2 separate regions of the Homo sapiens genome follow, and region 2 is linked to region 1. A link is a contact called in ENCODE Hi-C data. All regions are on one chromosome and are shown on one strand. The core of a region is the stretch at or near the end of the contact, and the rest is flanking DNA. Distances in the headings are between cores, read along the strand shown.

What was found. A loop is a pair of places that touch in the nucleus more often than their neighbours do. Pooled maps may share reads with other maps.
Region 2: a loop to region 1 is called in a map of heart left ventricle, with 2.1 times the contacts of the local background. The contact joins two enhancer-like sites. A Hi-C loop is called at or near these places in 3 of 168 maps with a recorded cell type or tissue (Right ventricle myocardium inferior, heart left ventricle and heart right ventricle) and 4 of 50 pooled maps.

What each region holds. Positions count from the first base shown.
Region 1 is chr10:49,358,659-49,362,376 of GRCh38, forward strand. No RefSeq gene overlaps it. Among named protein-coding and RNA genes, the nearest start is that of DRGX, 36 kb to the right of the region's middle. Within about 2 kb of position 2,098, at least 6 of the 41 ENCODE cell types and tissues checked have a DNase peak (open chromatin) inside an H3K27ac peak, as active enhancers do; they include heart left ventricle, where a contact is called at or near this core.
Region 2 is chr10:49,223,380-49,227,393 of GRCh38, forward strand. No RefSeq gene overlaps it. Among named protein-coding and RNA genes, the nearest start is that of TMEM273, 37 kb to the left of the region's middle. Within about 2 kb of position 2,137, at least 3 of the 41 ENCODE cell types and tissues checked have a DNase peak (open chromatin) inside an H3K27ac peak, as active enhancers do; they include heart left ventricle, where a contact is called at or near this core.

The DNA.
Region 1 (3,718 bases), core at 848-3,347:
AAAGGAAACATGGTATATATACACAAGGGAATAATATTCAGTCATAAAAAAGAATGAAATTCTGTTGTTTGCAACAACATGGATGGAACTGGGGGACATTATGTTAAGTTAAACATGCCAGACACAGAAAGATAAATATTGCATATTATCTCATATGTGGGAGCTAAAAAAAAAATGATCTCATGGAAGTAGAGAGTATAGTGAAGGTTACCAGAGGCTTAGAAGGGTGGTGAGGATGGGGGGATTAAGAGAGATTAGTTAATGGGTACAACAATACAGTTAGATGGTAGGGGTAAGATCTAGTGTTTGGTAGCACAATAGGGTAGCTATATTGACAATAATTTATTGTATATTTCAAAATAACTTGAGGAATGGATTTGGAATGTTCTCAACACAAAGAAAGAATAGTTGATTTGGGGTGATGGATATTCTTGATTTGATCATTACACATTGTATTTTTGTGTCAAAATATCACATTTACCCTATAAATATGTACCACTATTTCCTGACCCTAAAAAATTAAAAATTAAGACATGTATCCAATAGTTAGAGAATTTGTGATATTCTATAGCTCCTTGGAGACGGAAGCCACTTTATCATGTGTAAGGTCTTGTTAGACTTCTGTACACAGGACTTTCATATCATCCCAGGTGCACTCCTGGTGAAAACAGGGGCACAACACGCTCAGTGCCCCAGCGTCAGTGGAATTCTGCCTCCCTCTCATTTATAGAGGCTTCTCTCTGCCCAGAGGATTCTTCTCCAGTTCCCTCAGTCTGAAGCTGCTCACCGTTGTCCAGGACAGCTCACACCCTCCTCTGCAGCAGTAACCTCACTGAGTGCTGGCCACAGTGCCCCTCACTGTCTCATCCCACCTAATCCTCATTGTCCCCATTTTACAGATGAGGAAACTGAGACTTGGAGAGGGCAGGGGACTTGCTTAGGTGGGTGGCGTGGGATCCTGGACTCAAGGCTGGGTGTGGTGACACCCCCTCTGGGCTGCCATCGCCCGCCCCCCCCACCACCACCACTCAGGCTGCCACCCGCAGTCTGGCCTCTGGCAGCAGGTGTGAGGGAAGCCAATGGGGAGAGGGCACTAATTCAAGTCTGCAGCAGAGCAGCTGTTCTCTGGGTCCCTGTGGCCTGAGGCCATGCTGCTCTTAAGTTCCCGGGTAGATAAAGTGCTTCACTTAGGAGAAAGTCTGTCCCGGCTGCAGGGCCATTAGCTCCCTGACTCCTGAAAAAACCATTTGGCCAGTGCTGACAGATGTGGCCATTACACAATCACTTAGCCCCCTCTCGCTGCCCCATCCAGATCTTGGGAGGGGGAGGGGCTTTGAGGCAGGAAAAGCCCTGGGGAGAGTCCATGCGATTCACTTCCTGGCACTGCCTCCTCTCTGCTCTTAGGTTGCATTTTCCCAGGCCACACTGATGCAGCAGGAGGCAGCTTCAGACAGCACCATGTGCTGCCAATGACCTTGTTCTCCTGAGAGTCGTTCAAAAACTGCCTTCACATGCATCGTTTCCTTGACTCCTCACAATAACCCTCTGTACTCGAAGTTAGGATGATTCTGTCCATGATACAGATAAAGAAATGAGGAACAGAGAGGTTAAATGGCTTGCCCACGGTCACATAGCTAGGAATGTCAGGACTCTGATTCCCAGGCCTGTGACGCTTCCTCCGCCCCAGGCAGCAGTAACCCTGCTGGAGTGTTACCATGTATGGGGAACTCCACCTCAGAGGAGGGTTTCCAGGGCCAGGGCTACAGCAAGGGCTGCTCCTCTCTGCTGAGTGGAGGAATGAGGCCACCAGAGACTGCAAGGAACGCCTTGCCCCCTTGGCAGCTGCCAGGCAGCCCTTGACCTGGTGGGCCCCCAGCTTGGGTAATTTCCTCTTGCACCACCCCCCTTTGCTCCTAGACCCTGGCTCATGATGGATGAGTGCCCTCTCCCACTCAACCCCCAACTGCCGTGTGGCCCAGGCAGGGTTGGCAGCCCTCCAACAGCTGGCAAGCCTCCTCTCCCAGCCACAGCAGAGGTCCCAAGATAGGGGTTGCTGTGATCTGGGCCACCTAGCTGAGCCAGGCCAGGGCCAGGCAGCCGCAGCTCCAGCGTTGTCTGATAATGCACCCAGAAAGAGGGAGGGGGTGGTGCCCAGGACCTAAAGAGGTGTGCTAAAGAGCAATGGCCCGTCCTGAACTCAGCCAGGCTCTGACAAGAAGCAGCTTCGCCTGGCAGGGGCCCTGTTGTCAGCTAAGAGGCCGGTGAGCAGATGGCAGGCAGCAGCACTAAGCACAGGCCGGGCTCCCAGGCCAGTCTCCTTGGTCCATCCGGCAGGGTGCAGGACAAGCCCTAGGTGCTTCCAGGGTACCAGGGCAGGAGAGGCCCTAGGCACTTCCAGGGCACCAACCAATGCTGCTTTCCACCGAAATGCCTCGCTTTGTCTTGAGGTGGCTCAGAAAGAGGCAGCTGAAAAGCCCATATCTGGGCAGGGGCAGCCGCCTTTTCTAAAATGCTCTTCCTGGGGGCTGGGGGATGGATTCTGGTTTATCCAAACCCATTACCCTGACTCCTGTTATGGGACTGAGAGCCAGGGGGGCCGGCTCTGCCAGAACAGCTCAGGCTGGGAGAAAGGTTGGGGCCACTGCTCTTGGCCACGAGGACTGCAGGCCCCAACCACCTGCCAGTCTCGCACTAATTATGTCGTCCCCCTCAGACGGCAGTTGGTGGTGCTGGGGCCAAGGGCGTCCAAACTTGGAGGCCAGGGCTTTGTTGTCATTGGGAGTATGATCTGGACACAGGCAGGCAGCTGAGAACGGCTCCAATGGGACACCTGGGTGTTCCACAGCCCTAGGGTCTTTGAGCTTCCTGGGTGCGGCAGGCACACCCTCCATTCCTACAAGTTTGCTGGAGCTGCTGTAGAAGGTATTTGGCCAAGTCTTGATGAGAAAAACAGCCAAATGTGGAATTCTCTGAAGTAGGCTGACGGTGTTCATGAGTGGAGACCAGAATGAAGCTGCATTATCATTTAAAAATAATAAAAATATAAGCCCTTATAGTCCCTGTCTCAGGGAAACCTATCATCCTTTGGTTTAACTTGCCTCAGCAGGGACTGGGTTTTCTACATCTGTGCCCTTCTCTGCCTCTGGTGCCATCCCCGTGGGGGTAATGGGGGTATATGCTGGGTATCGACCCAGATCCCCAGCCCAGAGACTTAGAGCCATGTTCCCTCCCCCGGGCAGGGCAGGGCCAGAGTGGACATGATTGACCACTCCTGATGAGACCAGAGGTGTCTGCTGGCTCAAGTCCCCAAAGGGTGTGGCTGAGGCTGGAAAGTCACAATGATCCCGGCCTGGCTGATGACTGTGAGAGAGCAGAGAGGGCCAAGCTGCGGGGGAAAACGAGGGAGGTTCCTGACAACCCCCCGCTTCTTGGTGCCTGTCTCACTGGGATCCTAGGACTAGAGTCTCAGCCATCCTGAGCTCCATGAGATCGCTTGGTATCCTCCTCCTAAAAGTGCTTTTTGACATAAACTGGCTTCAGTGCTTTCCAGTACTTGCCACTAGAAGAGCTCTCTCTAAGACACTCTCCCTGACCCCAGCCTTCATGCCCACCCCTGCCTCTGGGTACCACAGATTCCCTTCCAAGCTCAAGTGCCTGGGCACACGCCTCCTCCTGAAAATCAACTCTCCTACAGCCCACACAATTTGCTCAGGAAACG
Region 2 (4,014 bases), core at 887-3,386, 140 kb before region 1:
AAAGCTGCCAAAGTTTGTGGTTTGTGCCCTCTGGAGCAGCAGTCTGAGCTGTACCTGGACCCCTTTGAACTGAGGCTGGAGACAGGGTGGCTGGGATGTGGGGAGCAGTGTCCCAAGACTGCTCATGGCAATGGGGGCCTGGGCCTGGCCCTTGAAACCATTCTTTCCTCCTAGGCCTCAGGGCCTGGGATTGGAGGCTGTCTCTAAGATCTCTGAAATGCCTTTGAGGCCTTTTTCCCATTGTCTTGGATGTTAGCACTTGGCTCCCTCTTAGTTGTACACATCTCTCTAGCAAGTGGTTACTCCAAAGGCTGCTTGGATTCCTTCTCTACCACAGGGCCAGGCTGCAAATTTTCCAAACTTTTATACTCTGCTTCCCTTTCAAATACAAGTTACAACTGTAAGCCATTCCTTTGCTCCTATATCTGATCATATGCTATTAGAAGTAGCCAGGCCACATCTTGAATGTTTTGGGGCTTAGAGATTTCTTCCACCAGATACCCTAAGTCATCACTCTTAAGTTCCAACTTCCACAGATCCCTAGACATGAACACAATGCAGCCAAGCTCTTTGCTAAGGCATTACAGGGATGACTTTTACTCCAGTTCCCAATAACTTTCTCATTTTCATCTAAGACCTCCTCAGCCTGAACTTCACTCCCCATATCATTATCAGCATTTTGGTCACAACCATGTAGCCAGTTTCTAAGAAATCCCAAACTTTCCCTCATCTTCCTGACTTATTCTGGGCCTTCCAAACTCTTCCAATCTCTGCTCATTAACCAGTTCCAAAGCCACTTCCACTTTCTCAGGTATCATTATAGCAATGCCCCACTCCTTGGTACCAGTTTTCTGTGTTAGTTCATTCTTGCATTCTTACATTGCTCAAAAGAAATATCTGAGGCTGGGTAATTTATAAAGAAAAGAAATTTAGTTGGCTCACAGTTCTATAGGTTGTACAGGAAGCATGGTGCTGGCATCTGTGGCCAAGAAAATATTACTCTAACAATGTGATACAGATGTTCCTCAATTTATGATGGAGTTGCATCTCAATAAAACCATCTAAGTTAAAAAATATTGTAAGTCAAAAATGCCTTTAGGCTGGGTGTGGTAGTGCATATCTGTAATCCCAGCACTTTGGGAGGCCAAGGCAGATGGATCACTTGAGGCCAGGAGTTCACGACCAGCCTGGCCAACTTGACGAAACTTCATCTCTACTAAAAATTACAAAAATAAGCCGAGAATGGTGGCACATGCCTGTAATCCCAGCTACTTTGGAGGGTGAGGCACAAGAATCTCTTGAACCTGGGAGGACAAGGCTGCAGTGGGCCATGATCACACCACTGCACTCCAGGCTTGGCAACACAGTGAGACTCTGTCTCAAAAAAAATGTATTTAATTCACCTAACCTACTGTACATCACAGTCCAGCCTAGCCTAGTTGAACGTGCTCAGAACACTTACATTAGCCCATGGTTGGGCAAAATCATCTAACACAAAAAACCTATTTTACGATAAAGTGTTGAATATCTCATGTAAAAGTATCATACTGCATATCACTAGCCTAGGAAAAGATCAAAACTCAAAATTCAAGGTACTGTTTCTACTGAATACATATGGCTTTTGCACCATCATAAAGTCAAAAAATCTTACATCAAATCATCTTAAATTAGGGACCATCTCTACTTGATAAGGTTCCTCTGGCCAAAAATCTTTGAGCACCAAATCGAAAAGTGGTGGCCTACTGATTTGGCAGCTTCCCATTCTGGGGGTTATGGTCTCATGGGACCATGATATCATCAGCAAGAAGAGAGCCCCACTGATTGTTGAAATGCTCCCTAGGTGGGCTCCTATACAAACACCAGGGAAAAATTCCCGGCAGCTCCGCTATGTTACTGCTGCTTCCTGATAACACCAGAGGGCTCCTAAAATAGTTCTCAAGTAGATGTTGTGACTGTCAGATATGTAAATCGAAGGGTAACAAGCAAAATGTGCTGGACCTAGGAGCTCGGTGCTAAGAGGGTGGGCAAGGGGTGGTCGGACACAGGCTGCCCTGGAGCCAGCAGGAGTTAGCTCAGAGGAGCCTCCAGGAAATGAGCACCGCAGCTTCCAACCAGGTCTCCTTCCATGCAGACGAGACTGCGGGCCGGGCCACATGTACTCACGTTACTCAATGACTCACAGACAGTGGCCAAGGGACAGCTCAGGGCCATCTTTAGCTGACAGGCTCAGTGTCACTTCAGTCCATGCCCGAGCCCTCCCCAAGAGAGCCCACTCTGTCTCCAGCACCACTGCTCCCAGCTCCACCCAGGCCTCCCTCTCTGAAGTGGGGAAAGCCTGGGAGCTCTTCCTCTTTATCAGCCCTGCATCTCCTGCTGTCCTGCTGACCAAGACACTCTCTTCCTGCTGATTGTGATGTGTTTGTGGAAATCCACCGGTTTCTGCTGTATCATGACATTCTATTCCTACCAAGCCAACATGACACCCAAAACATTTCCAAACATGCATAACCATACACAGACCTTCTCACAAGATTTATCTTCTGGACACATTACTTAAACTAACAAGGCCTCCCTTTTTCTCCTTTTCAGTGCTGGCCATTGCCCCCGGCTGGTTTTCTGCCTTCCCCCTGCAAGCTGCAAAAGAAAGTTGGTGGGGCTTGAACTAGAAGCCTACAGCTCCAGTGTGACCAGCTCCAATGGATCAGGCACATTAACAACAGAGCCCCGCAGCACTCTGTGGGTCAGAGAAATGCACAGAGCCCCACTCTGCAAAGGAAGTCAACAGGGGCTCAGCAACTGGCCCAGGTCGGCTGTGGGTCCAGGCCTTTCTATCAATCCCAGTCCTTTTCCACTGCAAGAGACTGCCCCACTCTTATTCTTAGAAGAGACCTTGCAGAGTATTTAGGGTGAAATGCCTAGCATTGAAATATTTATTTTCAAAAATATATAGAAAATATATGTAGAGAGAAAGAGAGAGTCCCTGTGCAATAGAGTGAGGCTACTTTGCAGGTGATGAGGTACTGCAGGTGCAGTCGAGAGGGTAAGGCCTGACCTTTGGTGCGATAACAAGAAAGGTGAGGAAGGGGTTGAATGCAGGGCATGAAGGAGGGGGAGTGGGCACTGGCTTGAGTGAGTGGAAGATGGTGAGGCCATTTATTTTGAATGGAAACACAGGAAAAGAAGGAGGTGTGGCCATTCTCTTTGTCCTGAGCCTTCGCCCTCTGTGATGTGGGATCCCCAGGCAGAACTTAGGAGAAAGCTCTAGTTTCGCAGCAACAATTCCAGGGGTATCAGAGCATCAAAGGGAAGATGTTGGATGGGTTGCCTAAAAGCGCAAAAAGCAAAGATGGGGCAAGGAGATGGCCTGAAGACCAACATTCAGAAATAAGGCTGGCAAGAGGCCAACAGAGGTGACTGAGATGGGATGGTCCAGGAGGTTGGAGGAGAATTGGGAGAAGGTGCCTTGGAAAGCAAGAAGCGAGGGCTGCCCAGTGAGTGTTGAATGCAGCAGAGAAGTCAAGTAGCACAAGGTTGAAATGTGTCCCCTGACCATTGAAGCAGTTCCACCTGGGGATTTTTTTCCTTGGTGAGAACAGGTTCAGTGGGATGGGGAGATGGAAGACTTCAGTGAGCTAGAGAGCAGGTGGAAGGAGAGTGGGGATGACGGGGAAGTCCACAACCCTCACAAGAAGCTGCCTGTGAAACAGGAGAGAAGGGAATTTGCTAGAGGCTAGAGGGGTCAATGGGGGAGCAGGGGTTCCTGTCACACTTTTGTTGAAAAACACATTGGTCCTGGAGTTCCTGAACCTGCTAGTGGAACAGGGCTCAGGATGGCCCAGACCTCCTCAGAAAAAATGGGAGGAGCCAGAACAGGATGGTGTTGGAACCAGTGCATGTGAGGAGCGCACACTCAGATGGGGCTGCCTCAGGGCTCAGATCTGATGGACTGTCCTGGTGTCTGAGTGTCCCCCAGCGGGGTTACAGCTCCCGAGGTCTCTGAGCATACAGGCATAT